Linked DNA regions of Homo sapiens: region 1 is linked to region 2. Evidence: chromatin contacts called from ENCODE Hi-C or POLR2A ChIA-PET data. All regions are on one chromosome and are shown on one strand. The core of a region is the stretch at or near the end of the contact, and the rest is flanking DNA. Distances in the headings are between cores, read along the strand shown.

Evidence for each region. A loop is a pair of places that touch in the nucleus more often than their neighbours do. ChIA-PET counts read pairs that join two places held with the same protein, here RNA polymerase II (POLR2A). Pooled maps may share reads with other maps.
Region 1: a pooled map shows a loop between it and region 2 (10-fold over the local background). The contact joins the promoter of SLC25A45 here to the promoter of KAT5 in region 2. A Hi-C loop is called at or near these places in 8 of 50 pooled maps. POLR2A ChIA-PET finds 5 or more read pairs at or near these places in 2 of 52 experiments (B cell and naive thymus-derived CD8-positive, alpha-beta T cell).

What each region holds. Positions count from the first base shown.
Region 1 is chr11:65,381,283-65,383,982 of GRCh38, reverse strand. SLC25A45 (solute carrier family 25 member 45) reads left to right here and starts at 1,337. Exons shown (of 7, transcript NM_182556.4): 1 at 1,337-1,497; 2 at 2,014-2,068. The coding sequence starts at 2,032. It also overlaps a transcript of FRMD8 not described here. RefSeq lists a silencer at 1-205 and enhancers at 117-643, 972-1,171, 1,182-1,491, 1,391-1,685, 1,172-1,699 and 4 more.
Region 2 is chr11:65,710,975-65,713,674 of GRCh38, reverse strand. It overlaps KAT5 (lysine acetyltransferase 5), which reads right to left and starts at 1,423. Exons shown (of 13, transcript NM_182710.3): 1 at 1,230-1,423; 2 at 841-909; 3 at 617-753; 4 at 172-327; 5 at 8-82. The coding sequence starts at 1,407. RefSeq lists silencers at 1,098-1,177, 1,188-1,377 and enhancers at 1,408-1,717, 1,748-1,867.

The DNA of each region.
Region 1 (2,700 bases), core at 88-2,587, 330 kb after region 2:
TACTTTGGCAAACAATAATAGACCCCAAGGCCCACAGAAGAGGTTGCTCAACATCACTGAGAGAGATAATGTAACCGCCCATTGGGTTCACCTTACCCTCTGCCTAGACAGAGCCAATTTGTCAAGACAGGGGAATTGCAATAAGGAGAGTTTAATTCATGCAGAGCTGGCTGTACGAGAGACAGGAGGGTTTTTTTTTTGTTTGTTTGTTTGTTTTTTTTTTTTGAGACGGAGTCTCGCTCTGTTGCCCAGGCTGGAGTATAGTGGCATGATCTTGGCTCACTGCAACAGCTGCCTCTCGGGTTCAAGCGATTCTCCTGCCTCAGCATCCCAAGTAGCTGGGACTACAGGCGCCCGTCATCACACCCGGCTAATTTTTGTATTTTTGGTAGAGATGGGGTTTCACTATGTTGGTCAGGCTGGTCTCGAACTCCTGACCTCAGGTGGTCCTTCCGCCTCGGCCTCCCAAAGTGCTGGGATTACAGGCGTGAGCCACTGCGCCTGGCCTGTATCAGTTATAGTTTTTGCAAAGGCAGTTTCAGGAATAAGAAGCAGAACCAGGACTGCAGCCCAAGCCACCACGAGAGGCCAGTCTTTGGGGATGGTCTTTTAGGATGATCTTTGGGGGTGGCCCAAGGAGCCCCAGGCAGCTCCAGAGGCAGGAGGTAGGAGGTCCTGTTTCCCGAATCTGTCCACCCGGGAGAAAGCAGCAGGGGTGGGTGGGTTCTGCCTTGGCCACAGTGAGAGGAGAAGGGAGAGAAGGACTGGGCCTTGGGCGTCCCCCATGGGAGACTAGGAGCTGCGGGGAGATCTGGAGGGGAGGGTGCAGGTGTCACTGGGCCTTGATGTTTCCCAGGGCCGTTTGGTGATGGGAAGAGGGAACTGGAGCCCCAGGCTGCCGCTGATGCTGCTGGCTGACATTTCCGTTCATTCAGTCACTCAGGATTTATTGAGAGCCCACCCTGTGCCACCCGCTGTGCACAGAACACCCAGAGATCCCTGTCCAGACAGACAAGTTCTTCCCATCGTATGTTGGCGTGATAACTGTGATGGAGAAAGAGAGGAAGAGCCAGCAGTGCCTCCGGCTGGGGAGGCGGGGCAGACCTCACCCAGGTGGTGACATTTGAGCCCCAGCTGGAGGGGTGCCAGGGCAAGAGTGCCCAGGAAGAGGGAAGAGCCAGTCCACAGGCCTGGAGACAGAAGGCTGACTGAAGAAGAGTCTGGAGGCTCGGGTGGCTGCAGCAGAGAAAGCAAGGGGGTGGGTGGCAGGACGTGAGGTCAGAGGAGAATGGGCGGCACCCTGTGGCTCACAGATCCTTGAAAGGGTTTTGGTTTTGACTGAGCAGAATGGTGCCATTGCAGATCAACACGCACTTTAAATAATCAAAACCCCTATCTTTCCCCTGGGAAGGAGGAAGCCGAGGAAGGCTGTGTTTCTGACTCACACGGGGGAGTCGGGGGAGTCGTAAACAACCCTGAAGAGAACAGCCAGGCCTGGTGAGTCACTCCTGGGAGTGGCTCCTCCCCACCCTGCCACGCAGCGGCAAATGCGGGCTGGGCCTACCCCCTGGTGGCCACGCTACCTCCGCACCCGGCCTCTCTCTGTGGCATGGGGGCGGCCATGCCCCTTGGTGGAGATGAATGGGAGTGGAGCTGGGCTGGCTGGGCAGGCAGGGGCTTGCCTCTTGCTGACTAAGGCAGCCCTGGAGGGGCCCGACCATGGGGCAGGAACCCAGTTGCCATCCTCAGAGCGAGGATCATTGGCCGGGCTCGGGGATCAGGGCCTCTGTGGTCCCGGCACGCCTGGCCCGTGAGACTGTACTCTGCACGACTCCTCCAGGTGGCCAGGGTCACCGGAACTGGCTCGCTCTCCTCTGCCAGTTGCCGGAGGTCTGGGCACCAGGCCAATTCTCACCTTCCCGCCAGGGTTAAACATTAGTGGGAGGTTATCAGCGTGGGCCAGGGGAGGGAGAGGGGGGAATTCAACTCTGTCTCCTCTGCTGGAGCCACCAGTTCCCGCAAGCCCAGACAATGCCGGTGGAGGAATTTGTGGCTGGCTGGATCTCTGGTGAGACATTTTTCTTCCTTCTGTCACATCACACCCAATGGTAGGTCACTTCCTCGGGAAGATGGGTGACATGGGAGGAGCAGAGACCAAAGTCTGAGTTCCGGCCTGGCGGGAGGATCACTTGAGCCCAGGAGTTTGAGACCAGTCTGGGCAACATAGGGAGGCCCCTGTCTCTACAAAAAAATCAAAATAATTAGCTGGGCATGGTGGCTCACACCTGTAGTCCCAGCTACTTAGGAGGATTGCTTGAGCTCAGGAGTTCAAGGCTGCAGTGAGCTATGACTGCACCACTGCACTCCAGCCTGGGTGACAGAATGAGACCCTGCCACAAAAAAAAAAAAAAAAAAAAAAAAAGAATCAGGGCATGGTGGCTCACACCTGTAATCCCAGCACTTTGCGAGGCTGAGGTAGGAGGATCACTTGGGGCCAGGAGTTTGAGACCAGCCTGGGCAACATAGGAAGACCCTGTCTTTATAAGAAATGAGAGGCTGGGCGCGGTGGCTCATGCCTGTAAGCCCAGCACTTTGGGAGGCTGAGGTAGGTGGATCATGAGGTCAAGATTTCGAGACCAGGCTGGCCAACATGGTGAAACCCCGTCTCTACTAAAAATACAAAAATTAGCCAGGCGCGGT
Region 2 (2,700 bases), core at 174-2,673:
AACTCACCTGGGGAAAAACCGAGGCCGGGGCTGTCTCGCTGGGCACTGGAGTTGCTGGTGAAACCACCTCCACCTTCCGTTTCTGCAGAGAGAAACCAACAAAGGTGGGTCAGAAGGTAGAGAAGGTGGGACCTGAGAAGAAAGCAAGGTCCCTGGAATTGCTGAGGGTACCGTTGAGCGGTGGTTGGGCTGCAGGCAGGAGCTGGAGGAGAGCGGCTGGTCAGGCTCGCCACCGGGAATGGCCTCCCGCTCCTTGGGCAGGTTGAAGCGGAGTGTGATCTGGACCGGGATTGGCAAGGTCTTCCCGCTGGCCTGCGCCGAGGCCGGCTGTAGAGATAGGTCCAGGGTCTTCCTTTGGGGCGGGGATGGCAGTGGGATGGGGAAGGGGAAGAGGGGTCCCTCACCTCAAAATTATCAAACCCCACCCTCGCCTTCTGAAGGACACAGGACTAGCTACTGGACTCTGGGAGCTACATGTGCAATTTGGCCCCCATCCTTTGCAAGATGAAGTCAGGGTGAGAGGGAGCCGCCTCCTGCCCATCCAGGAGCTCCTAATGCCAACAGACAAGAGAAATAGGAGGCAGGAGAGAAAAGGTGAAGTGGGGGACCTACTCACCACCTCTCTCTCTGGAGAGCCAGGACGGGACCCAGGAAGTCCGTTCTTAGTGGGGGTCTTGGCCTCTTTCTTGGGGAACTGGATCTTCTTTAGGTCCAGCCGCTCATGCGTCACCCATTCATCCAGACGTTTGTTGACTGTAGCAGTGGGGATGGCTCAGGACAGAATGCCAAAGACTGTCCCCCAACCCTACCCTGATGCCCCACCTCAGGCCCAGAACTCACAGTCAATGTAATGGACGTAGAAAAGCTTCCGGCCACTGATGTCCTTCACGCTCAGGATCTCGGCCAGGGCTATGAGAATAGCATAGACAGGGGCCTTAGACAGGCCAGGCTATGAGACTCCACCCTTCCACGACCTGAACTCCACCCCCAGGCCGGATCCCTAAGCTCCAGCACTTAGGTCTCTCCTAAGCCTCCTTCAGTCACAAGTGCCACCCCTTTCCAGGCCCCGCCCTGTACCTCTCGGAGCAGCTAAGAGCCACGCCCCTTCATCAAAGTATCTGCGCCTCGCCCGCCCCATAATTCCAGACGCCCCTCCCCATCCCGGGATTTCAGTTGACTCCCGCCCCTCGCCCTCAGGTTCCTTAGTCCCGCCCCCCAACGTCACTCACGCCACTCATCTTCGTTGTCCTGGTTCCGCCGCAGCACGGGTAGGCGGCAGCCCTCGATTATCTCCCCCTGGGGAGACAGCGCGACGCCAGGGTCGGCTACTGGGGGGCCTCGGGCTCTACCCACCTCCCCTGGCTCCCTCCGCCCCGCCCCGGGCACCGGACTCACCACCTCCGCCATCTTCCCTCCCTCCACTGCCACTTCCGGCCCCTCTGGGAGACGTCACTTCCGGGACCGAGCGCCCTGTGGGCCCGGGCCTCACGAAGCCCCTGTAGAGGGGGACCTTTGAGAGACACCGCGACCCAGCTGCGAGGGGCAAGACTGCCCCTGTGACTCGGGGGAAAACGGAGTGTTACAAGCCTCAGGCCGAGCCCTAGGTGGAAACCCCATAACGTGCACAGCCAGTGGCGGTCTACTGAGTCCGTCACGTGACGCCCACCGGGTGCGAAGCTGGTCACGTGTATGCGGAGCGGGTCACGTGGCAATACCGTTTTTGGCTTTGTCGGAGGGAAGTCCTCGGGCGTCTCCTTGTGGCGGCGGGAGGTGTTGCCGGGAGTCAACTGGGCGCGAGAGGCTGGAGAAAGGAAGTGGCCTTAGAAGGGTTCGAACGCTCCCCCAAGTCTGTGGACTTCATTCCGTAGGCAAGAGGACTCAGGGAAGATTCCTAGCTTTATTTTGTATATTAGGCTTTTTTAATTTGTATATATTTATTTTTGAGACGGAGTCTCGCTCTGTCGCCAGGCTGGAGTGCAGTGGCGCGATCTCAGCTCCCTGTAACCCCCGCCTCCCGGGTTCAAGCGATTCTCCTGCCTCAGCCTCCCGAGTACCCAACTAATTTTTGTATTTTTAGTACGGGCGGGGTTTCACCATGTTGGCCAGGATGGTCTAGAGCTCTTGACCTCGTGATCCGCCCGCCTCGGCCTCACAAAGTACTGGGATTACAGGCGTGAGCCACCGCCCTCAGCCATATTAGGCTTTTTTTTTTTTTTTTTTTTTTTTTGAGACAAGGTCTGGCTCTCTCGCCCGGGCTGGAGTGCAGCCAGCGAGGCACAATCTCCGCTCACTGCAGCCTCCCCCTCCCGGGATCAAGTGATCCACCTCAGGCTCTCTAGTAGCTGGGACTACAGGCGCGCACCACCAAGCCTGGCTAGTTTTTTAAAATTTTTGTGTAAACAGGGTTTGGAGACTGGGCATGGTGGCTCACACCTGTAATCCCAGCTGCCTCCAGTCTAATCATGAGAAAAACATCAGACAAATCCCAATTGAGAAACATTTTACAAAATACCCCATGAATACTCCTCAAAACTGTGAAGGTGTCACCGGTGGAGGGTGTACAGGTTCTTGGCATCTAAAATAATGGGACAAAACGGCTGGGCGCGGTGGCTCACGCCTATAATCCCAGCACTTTGGGAGGCCGAGGCGGGCGGATCACGAGGTCAGGAGATTGAGACCATCCTGGCCAACACGGTGAAA